2 separate regions of the Homo sapiens genome follow, and region 1 is linked to region 2. A link is a contact called in ENCODE Hi-C data. All regions are on one chromosome and are shown on one strand. The core of a region is the stretch at or near the end of the contact, and the rest is flanking DNA. Distances in the headings are between cores, read along the strand shown.

Region 1 (4,832 bases), core at 2,171-4,670, 1.0 Mb before region 2:
GGACTGGCTTCCTTGCTCCTCAGCTTGCAGATGGCCTATTGTGGGACTTCACCTTGTGACTGTGTGGGTCAATACTCCTTAATAAACTCCACTTCATATATACATCTATCCTATTAGTTCTGTCCCTCTAGCAAACCCCAATACAGATACTGAGACAAATTAGTATTACTTTTTCAAATCTCACAAAAATTTTTTCAAGCAACCTACATTTATGTCATAAAACAGTTAATTGAGTGGTACTACTCCAATGCGCTAAGGCTTATATTAAAATGGTCAGAACAAAAGTTAGTTTTAGGGTATTTAGCTAGGCATTCTAACTTGAAAAAGGTAAGCTATTCCATCAATAAGTTACTTTTAAAAATCTGCTTGCTTGAAAAAGAAATCAAAAGAAAATTTATAAAGAAATACTTCTTGACAGTCTCAGTTGACAGAAAGACTGGGCCAGTCTGACTTTCTCCTCCCTTTGTCATAGCACTTTTGAATTTTACATGAACTATAAGCACCCAGATATTTGCACAGCATTCCTTTACATTTAACAGATGTTAACTCTCTCCCTAGTACCATCCCTGGGGCTAAACAATCAAATAAGGCATAAAACAAACAAAATAACAAAAAGCCAGTGAAGAATAATAAAATAACACAAAGAAATTATAAATAAAATGCTAGAAATGACATCAATCCACATAGTTGTCATGCATTTCCAAAATTAATTGTAGACTCAGAATGTTGAAGCTATTATGCAAAACACCAGGAATACAAAAATTTCCAAATTCAAGTTCCCAGACTAGTGGCAGAATCAAACCCATAAAGAAAAAGGCAAATGTGTGACAATAGATGATGGAGAAGAAGATAAGATTGATCCTTTCTAAGGACATTAAGGAAAGCGTCACTGAAGTAACATTTGAACTGGATTTTGAAAAAATTGTAGGTTGCCAAGTAGAGTGAAGACATCTTCAAGCAGAAGAAATACCATGTACAAAAGGCAGCATAAAAGTAGATTAATTCTGTGTTAAAGATAATGGGAGACAGAAAAGGAGATATTCATTCTCCTCAAGAAGCTGCATACCACACTAGGAAACATCAGCATATGAAAACTCCTAGACAACAGTGTTAAGAGTCCCAATAGCTCAACTGTATGATGTATACTCTTACTGCTGTCCAAGTTCAGAAAAAAGAGCAGATCAAAACAAACTGCTTTAACTATAGAAAACTTTGTGGATGATGTGGGATGCAAGTGAATTACACTTCTACATAATTTCATTTGATCTTACCTTAGGTCTTTTCATGATTCTAGCTTTTCTTTACAAATGCTGCTCCCTTTAATTTTAAGGTTCCTCTCACTTAACCTTGCAATAACTTTCAGGTGTAGTTTAATGCTAATTCATTGAACTTTTTGCTAACTCATTGAACTGGGTAAGATATGAAGTGTCAAAGGTGAGCAGAAAGCTATAAAGAAACCAGGGTAATCCATGCCACATTCAAGACAGTGAAGGCGAACTGTTTAATGAAAGCCAAACACGACGAGCATACTACCTGGGAAAAGCTACTGACCAAAAGAACATTCTATACCCCATCAATGCAACCGCTTGAAATTTCAACTCACCCACTTTCCCATGCCACCTGGATCCCACCGCACTATGGAGCCCCTCTGTCCATGGGTTCTTTGGAGGAAGAAAGGGGTAGATGTGGGAGGATGCTGACTACCTGAGGAATTTCCACTAAGCCATTTGCACCAGCTAGTGGTCTCTTGGATATCTTTGATCAGGTACATTTCCTCTCCCTCCATTTAGAAGCCCCAGTGAAAGCTCCATAATATACTACGTAAAAATGTTTTGCAAGTGAATTTCATTTGAATTCCGTTCATTTGTGCCACCTCTATCACCAGCATGGGATAGTTAATTGGGGTCGGGGCACAAGACAGCCTGTATTGCCTCTTCTTACAAGATTTAAGAAAGTAACAAAAATAAGGGCAGAAGATAGAAGTAATACTTTTCTGGGGGAAAATGTGTTTTTGTTGTGTTTTGGCTTCAGAGACCAAATAAGGGGAAAGGGGCGATAATTCTATAGTAGTTTAGAAAAGGAAGCAACAGATGGGGTGGCAGTGGAGAAGTCCAGGAAGCAAAAGAGTAAAGAGGAGGTAGAAAAACCAATGTCGTTTAAGAACAGCTAGGATGATTCATGCAGTATGCTCTTATTATCCACAATTCTGTACCTTGATCTCCTGGAAATTATGTGTCCATTTATAATGGCTCCTTTACTCAAAGAGCCAAGGACAAGCTACCGAACATGCCTCCAGTGGTTTAAACCTAGAGAAATAGTGTTCATTGTGCCAGAGGAATATGTGTTCCAGGTATTCAACACACAAACTGAATTTATTTCAAGACAGAAACATTATTATACAGTGGTTTGATTGGGGCTTCTTATTAGGAGAACATTATGCTTCAGGTATTATGGGTCAGATAAGCAGGCTTTAGTAGTCTAGCTTAAAAACTGACTAGGTGTTCTATTACTTGTCTAGCGAAATGAATTAACAGTTGAGAGGACTCTTCCTACAAATAAACTTTCCCATCAGGGTCCTTTAGTAAGCACCCTCACCTAGAGGAAATAAGGCAATGTTTGGTTAAATGCGTAAATAGAGGAGAGACGGAGGGAGCCAAGGGAGGAAAGAGGAGACAGGGAGGGAGGCAAGAAGGGAGGCCCTTAAAAGGCATGTGAGCAATGCCTTTTACAATAGCTAAATAAAAATGACCCAGACTGAATTCCAAAATCTATTTTTTAAAGGGTGATTCTTTCATACCCTTTGCAAGTACATTAATCACGGTGCCAGATTGTGTTCCTAAACAGCAATATTTAAAACTGTAAGCAGTAACTGTACGTTAAGCTCATGTGACTAACAGTCTCCCTTTAAAAAGATCCAGATATTTACTTTTCGGCGCGGCCCGGTACAACTGAGCGCCAGGAATATGAACTGACATGCCAGGGTGGGGCATACGTTCCCTGTCATTGTTGGAACTGCCTTAAACAGGGGCCTGAAAGAGCTATAAATTGGCTCGGGGCGGAAAAACAAAGGCTTAAGGTTATTGCCCTTACCTCTCCCGTGCCCCATTCCCAGCCCGAGAAGGGATGGAATCTCACCAATAAGTCACCACTTTTCTCCAGACGAAGTTGAGGCTTCTTTCGCTTGAAGACTCGCTTTAGAAAGCCACGGGGAGCCTTCCGCTTTATCTGCTTCCTCTGGGAGACTATGGTCGACAGCGCCATCCTCTCTGTCAAGTACCAGCTGCCTCAGCTTCCGAGGTGCTCTCTGTATCGCACACAAGCTCCGGGGACACTGGGCCAGCGAAAACAATCCGGTCCGTATGACGCTTCTTCAGGCAGAAAAACCTCAGTCCGAACGTTCGAATCCGCCGCCAACGGAACGCGCCCGGCGCTCAGTAGTGACGTTAACCCTGAGCAAGCCCCGCCCCCGGAGACGCCTGCCTGTAGGTGGAAAACGCCCACGGTGGGCGGGTCCCGGGAATACCTGACGTCATTGAGAGCCTGCGTCCTCCTTTCATCACTTTCTGTATTATAACTTTTGCTCTGTGGAAGTGTTTCTGCTAGGTTCCCTAGAGATGATTGGAAGTTGTGGAGAGAGAGATTGGTAAGCCAAGGCAGTTCTTCAAGCACTCACTCTATACTGTCCCTAATACCAACGAACAGAAGTTTGTGATGTTTTATCAGGATTCCGACAGCACTAATGCCATGCCTTCCTAGCAAGGAATGCATGATTTTCAGATACTAACAGTTAAGAATTTTACACTTCTACGTAATTTCATTTGATCTTATCTTAGGTCTTTTCATGATTCTAGCTTTTCTTTACAAATGCTGCTCCCTTTAATTTTAAGGTTCCTCTCACTTAACCTTGCAATAACTTTCAGGTATAGTTTCATGCTAACTCACTGAACTTTTTGTTATTTCTTCAAGCTGTTAATTTCTCTATTATCTGTGCTATTATAGAAGTATTAATAGTTATCAAACCTTAATGTGCATCAAAATCACCTGGGGGACTTGTTAAACTACTGTTCGCAGGGCCCAGCTCCCAGTTTCTCATTCACTAGATCTAGGAGATACTCAAAATTTGCAATTCTAACAAGTCAGGGACATTGGCATTTGCTAGTCTGCAGACCAATCTTTGAGATCCGCTGTGATTTTAATTATAATTATCTCTAATACTATCTCTATTGAGATTTCAATATTATGTTATTGTGATCTCACGCACACAAGTGATCCTTCTACTATCTGGCCTCCCATTTCTGAGACCTCCTCTCTGCCAGTCATCTTCTACACCCTTGAGTTATTCATGCATGTGGTCATACCCTAGGCGGTGTCATTACTAAATACCTTTACCTTCGGTTTGATCTGCCACTTTCAATTTAGTTGTCTCTCTTCAACCGTATCTTCTATCTTTTGAATTTACTCCCTCCAACAATTCTTCGATGCTACTGGGACTACTGTCCTATCTTTTTCAGTTCCTCTCACCACACCCCCCAGCTCTGCCACCCCACTCTATGCCTTATCTTCCCTCCTGTAGTCCATTATGCATCGATCATCATAATACTGCCCTGTATTTCTCCACAACTTTATAGCCATTCTCTTTTATCCTCACACTAACCTGGCAATATTCCAACTCTGCTTAAGTTAAAATCTCAATCTATTCAACACTTGTATCTGTGTATTAATATTGGCATAAGAAAACAACACTCACAGGTATATGTCTGATCTCAATTCAAATTCATGACCACTCATGTGGGCTCTAAGTACTGCTACAATCCTTTGATATTTCCTAAAGC
Region 2 (4,860 bases), core at 1,187-3,686:
TTGCAGCCCCATTGCTTCATGGCACCTATCTCTTGAAAGCCCCTTACTACATCCTTCAGCAAATCCAACATCCTCATCTTCCTTATTCTCCTGGATCTTTTTGGTCATTTGCTTTCGTGTTCCTCCAGTGGACTGTCTGACTTTGCCTCTGATTCTTGATCCTTCTTTTTAAACCTTGATCCCTCCATTTTTTAATTTTTAATTTTTTAGAGACAGGTTCTGTTTCCCAAGCTGGAGTGATCATAACTCACTGCAGCTTCAAACTTCTGGGCTCAAGTGATCCTCCCATCTAAGCCTCCCAAGTAGCTGGGATAAAGGCACAAACCACACCTGGCTTGATATTTCCTTTATTTAGCACCACTTACCATCATAAAAATGGCTTCCAGGTCATTATCCTAACCACGTTTAATACAAGCCCCAATGTCCTTGGCATTTATTTGGTTCTTAGTCATATTTAATCTTGTTGCTGAACCAGTCTTCAAAAAAATTATTTCATGCCTTCTTTCTCCTTGTATTAGTCCATTCTTGCATTGCTATAAAGAACTACTTAAGACTAGGTAATTTATAAAGAAAAGGTATTTCATTGGCTGTACAGGAAGCATGGCTGCAGAAACTCACAATCATGGTAGAAGGTGAAGGGGAAGCAGGCATCGTCTTCACCTGGCAGAGCAGAAGAGAAAGAGAGCAAAGGGGGGAAGTGCTACACACCATTAACCAGATCCCATGAGAACTCACTCACTATCACAAGAACTGCAAGGGGGAAGTCTGCCACCATGATCCAATCACCTCCCACCAGGCCCCTCCTCCAACTTTGAGGATTACAGTTTGACATGATATTTGGGTGGGGTCACAGAGCCAAACTATATCACTCCTTAAACCTCAAATGCCTCCTCCTCTATTCACAAACATTCTAGCCTCCTTTCTTCCCAGAGGCCTAGCAAGATTGCACTCCACAGGCCCCCTTTGAAGTTAGACGTGGCAGTGTTACTTATTTCACCAATGATACGTAGACAAAAGGTCATATATCACTTCCAGAGACAGGCTTTAAGAGCCAGAGTGCCACTTTTCTTTTTTCCAATTTTGGCAAAAGAGAGCAAAGAAAGCCTCCTAGCTCCCTGAGTAAGGTTAGAGCAAGCAGCATCCTCTAGCTGATCTACAATAGACACTTAGCATGAGAGAGAAATAAACCTTTGATGTGTTAAACTGCTGAGATACAGGAAATAAGGAGGTTGTTTGTTATTATAACATCCCAGCCTATACTTTGCTTCCTAATTTGGTGAGAAAATAGAAGCAATCAGAAGAGAACTTCTACAACCTCCCATGACCACATGTGCGACTGATTAGTCACCCTATACTCTGTCCTCCTCCAATATTTGAATGAATTCTCCATATTCCTATCTAAAGCCCATCTTTTATCTTGTACACCAGATGGGAATATTTTTCCTTACTCAAGGCCGACATTCAAATATTTCTCTTCTTTGTCTCTTACATAATCAATGTTTCCCTTTCTACTAGATCCCCTTCATCAGTAAACATACATAATATCTCCTGTTTTGAAACAATCTCTCCACTAGTTAACAGCACCCCAACCCCATCTCCAATGTGCTGTAATACTTGCTCCTATTCTCTTCGGAATTATCTCACTAGGTTCTGCTTGGCCCACTACACTGAAAACTGCTTTTGTCAGGGTAACCAATAATATTGAATTTACTAAGTCTGGAAGTCAAACCTTGGTCCTCACATTGACTTGGTTGACCATATTCCTTCCTTCTTGAAATATTTTTGTACATGGCTTCCAGGACACAACTATCCTACCTACTAATCCTCTTCCTACCTCACTGGCTGTTCCCTCTTGATCTCACAAAGCCTAAATGTTGGGGTTCAGGTCTTGGGTGTCTTTTCTTCTTCATTCACACCCTCTTGCCAGGTGACCTCATCCAGTTTCATGGTTTTACACTGTCAACTGAAGAATAACGAGGTTCATAAATTTAGAAAGGAGAGCTTTATTTTTCATAAAGAGTACTGAGTGTCAAGTATGTGCCAAGCAAGGTGTCTGCCACTGACGGAGCAATGCCCAAGCAGCGGACACCAAGGCCAAGAAGGCGAAGGCTGGACAGAAGGTCCTGAGAAAACCGTGAGAATATGGAGGAGGGGGAGGAGGAATAAGAACAGGAGGAGGAGGGGGAGGAGGAATAAGAACAGGAGGAGGAGGAAGAGGAGGGGGAGAGAGGAAGAGGGGCAGGAGGAAGAGGAAGAGGAGAAAGCGGAAGTGGGGGAGGAGGAGGAGGAGTTGGAAGGGGAGGAGGAAGAGGGGGAGCAGGAAGAGGGGCAGAAGGAAGAAGAAGAGGGGGAGGAGAAAGAGATAGAAGAGTAAGAGGAGGGGGAAGAAAGACAAGGGGAAGGGGAGGAGGAGGAGGACGGGGAGGAGCTTCGCCGCGGCCTGCTCCGCCCAGCCGGGGTCGGTGGCCGCATGGCTTCGGTCTCCTCTGCGACCTTCTCGGGCCACGGGGCTCGGTCCCTACTGCAGTTCCTGCGGCTGGTAGGGCAGCTCAAGGTGAGCGGGCACCAGGCCGGGAGGCCGCGGCCGAGCGGGCGGGACTGTGGGGCGGCGGAGCTTCCGGCCTCCCCGCTCGGCCGGCGGTCTTTGCCCTTCCTGCGCCGCGTCCGCCACGCCGAATTCCGGAAAGGCCCCAGTCCTGCGGATGCGGCCGCGCGTTGCCGACGGTGGACGGAGGAAGCAGCCGGCGGGACAGGCTGGCCAGCTGGGGCGGCCCGGAGTCTGAGCCTAGAGCCTGGCGCCGCGAGGTCCGCACTGCAGCCGCGCCAGTTCCCGGAGAGCAGCCGGCCTGGCCCTGCCTGCACTGAGCTTTTCCGGGGCTCACGACCCCAGAACTCGTGTGTGTGTGTGTGTGTGTGTGTGCTCACGACCCCAGAACTCGTGTGTGTGTGTGTGTGTGTGTAAAGCGCGGCTGCTTCTGAGCACGGGTGGGAAGAACAGAATCTGTCGGCTCCTCAGATTTTAAGTGGAGCTTTTTATGTCTGTCTCACAGTTACTTCCAGAAACAAGACTTTTCTCCCGGCCACCCCCCAAACGGGATTTAATGTAATACACACGAGTTTCATCATGTGCGTCTTCCCCGTCTCTCTCCCAAGTTCAAAGTAAATTATCCGTTTCATGCCACTCTGACTACTATTTATAACATTCCTTAGAGATGTAGAATTCTGAGGAAGAAATGCAGTTTCACAAGATGAAGTTATGATGTGAATAAAAGGAAGAGTCACGGCTGGTAGCATCAAGCAATTAGAAGTGCCCTTATCCCTTGTGCCTCAGAATTTGGAAGCCTATCACTCGTTCACGTTCAGACCCTTCAATACAGTGTTTTCTGCTTGTGTAGGATTATTTGAAGGCAAAAAGCCGCAACTCTTGTTCGGAAAAATGCAGTTTTGTTTTTGTTTAAAGGACTTGCATATGTTCCATAATTATACATCAGTAACAGAATAATTTGACGAATGGACTTTGTGACTTATCTCTCTCTGTCTTCTACCCCTTTCATTCTCTGAGCTCTCTAGTTCATTTGATTCCAGATGTCTATCATTTTAGCTAGTTTAGCAAAACATTTTGTAATAGGTTCTGAAATTATGACCCGGCTTCTGTGTGTTATATCCTGGACATCTCTTGAAGAGCATAGCAGATAGTTAATATTTGTTCTTTAAAACTTCTTTTTCTTCTTCATATTTATCAGAGAGTCCCACGAACTGGCTGGGTATACAGAAATGTCCAGAGGCCGGAGAGCGTTTCAGATCACATGTACCGGATGGCAGTTATGGCTATGGTGATCAAAGATGACCGTCTTAACAAAGACCGGTAAGCTGAGCTGGACTTTGATGCTCGTGAGAGATTCTGGTCTATGGGTGTGCACCCGTTTTTACTACTGAGACCCATGTCAAATCCTTGTAGGTTAGTTTATAGGTCAAGAAAAATTATTTGAAGCAAACCATACAAATTTAGGATGTGGGTTATGTTGCCTCAGTTGTTGTAAACTGCAATCTGGGGTTTCTGTTGGCAAGTGATAGAGCCTGCCTAGGGTATCAGGGGAAACTTAAGTGTGATATTGGGGCCTTGAAGGTGAGTGTGTTATGTCTAAAATTCTAGCATTGTATTAGTACACTGTGTGCTCTTTCCTAGTGCCTTTTATGGATAGTAGTATCCATTCGTGAGGCTTCCTTTTGGAGTTGTGTGTGCAAGACATAGCTGAGAAAGAGGTATCTTCTCCCCCTTCATTTAATCGACAAGTGTTAAAATGCTTTTTGAGCACAGAACAAAAGTTTACTAGCATGTAAGAGAGTAAATAAATCCCAAGTGAATTACGCAGGCCCAAAATAGCTTCTGTAAGAAGTGAAATGTAAGTTATGGTCGAAAATGTTAAGTATTGTAAGAGCAGGGGAGATCACCTGTTCTTGGTTGATCTTAATGGAGGAGGTGCAATCTGAGTTGAGCTCAAAAGGGTTAACGTAGCCAGAGAGGTAGGAGAAGTCACTGCATGCAGAGAGAAGGGCAGATAAACCAAAGCCCTGAGTGTAGGAAAGTAAAGGAGTATTTTGCAAATGAGAAATTAATCAACTTGACTGCAGCAAAGAGTTCATTTGGGAAGCCTGAGGAGTCCTCTGTTACTCAGCAGATGAAGTGGAACTGAGGAGGTTTTTGGCAAATGGTACAAGGTGAAAATGAAGTCCAATAGAGATGCAGTTTGGAGTAGTCTGGGATTTGAACTGGACCAGAAAGAGACTAGAGGCAGGGAAATCTCAGAGGACACTGTTGGGCCTTGTACTGCCTTGGTAGTGTGGGGAGCCTAAAACATA

Evidence for each region. A loop is a pair of places that touch in the nucleus more often than their neighbours do. Pooled maps may share reads with other maps.
Region 1: a map of OCI-LY7 shows a loop between it and region 2 (2.9-fold over the local background). The contact joins the promoter of CENPW here to the promoter of HDDC2 in region 2. A Hi-C loop is called at or near these places in 4 of 168 maps with a recorded cell type or tissue (CD8-positive, alpha-beta T cell, OCI-LY7 and naive thymus-derived CD4-positive, alpha-beta T cell), 4 of 37 single-sample maps with no recorded cell type and 11 of 50 pooled maps.

What each region holds. Positions count from the first base shown.
Region 1 is chr6:126,338,703-126,343,534 of GRCh38, reverse strand. It overlaps CENPW (centromere protein W), which reads right to left and starts at 3,420. Exons shown (of 3, transcript NM_001012507.4): 1 at 3,136-3,420. The coding sequence starts at 3,261. RefSeq lists enhancers at 3,201-3,250, 3,261-3,530.
Region 2 is chr6:125,299,543-125,304,402 of GRCh38, reverse strand. HDDC2 (HD domain containing 2) reads left to right here and starts at 2,436. Exons shown (of 6, transcript NM_016063.3): 1 at 2,436-2,554; 2 at 3,744-3,865. The coding sequence starts at 2,471. RefSeq lists a cis regulatory region at 733-913 and a silencer at 2,407-2,746.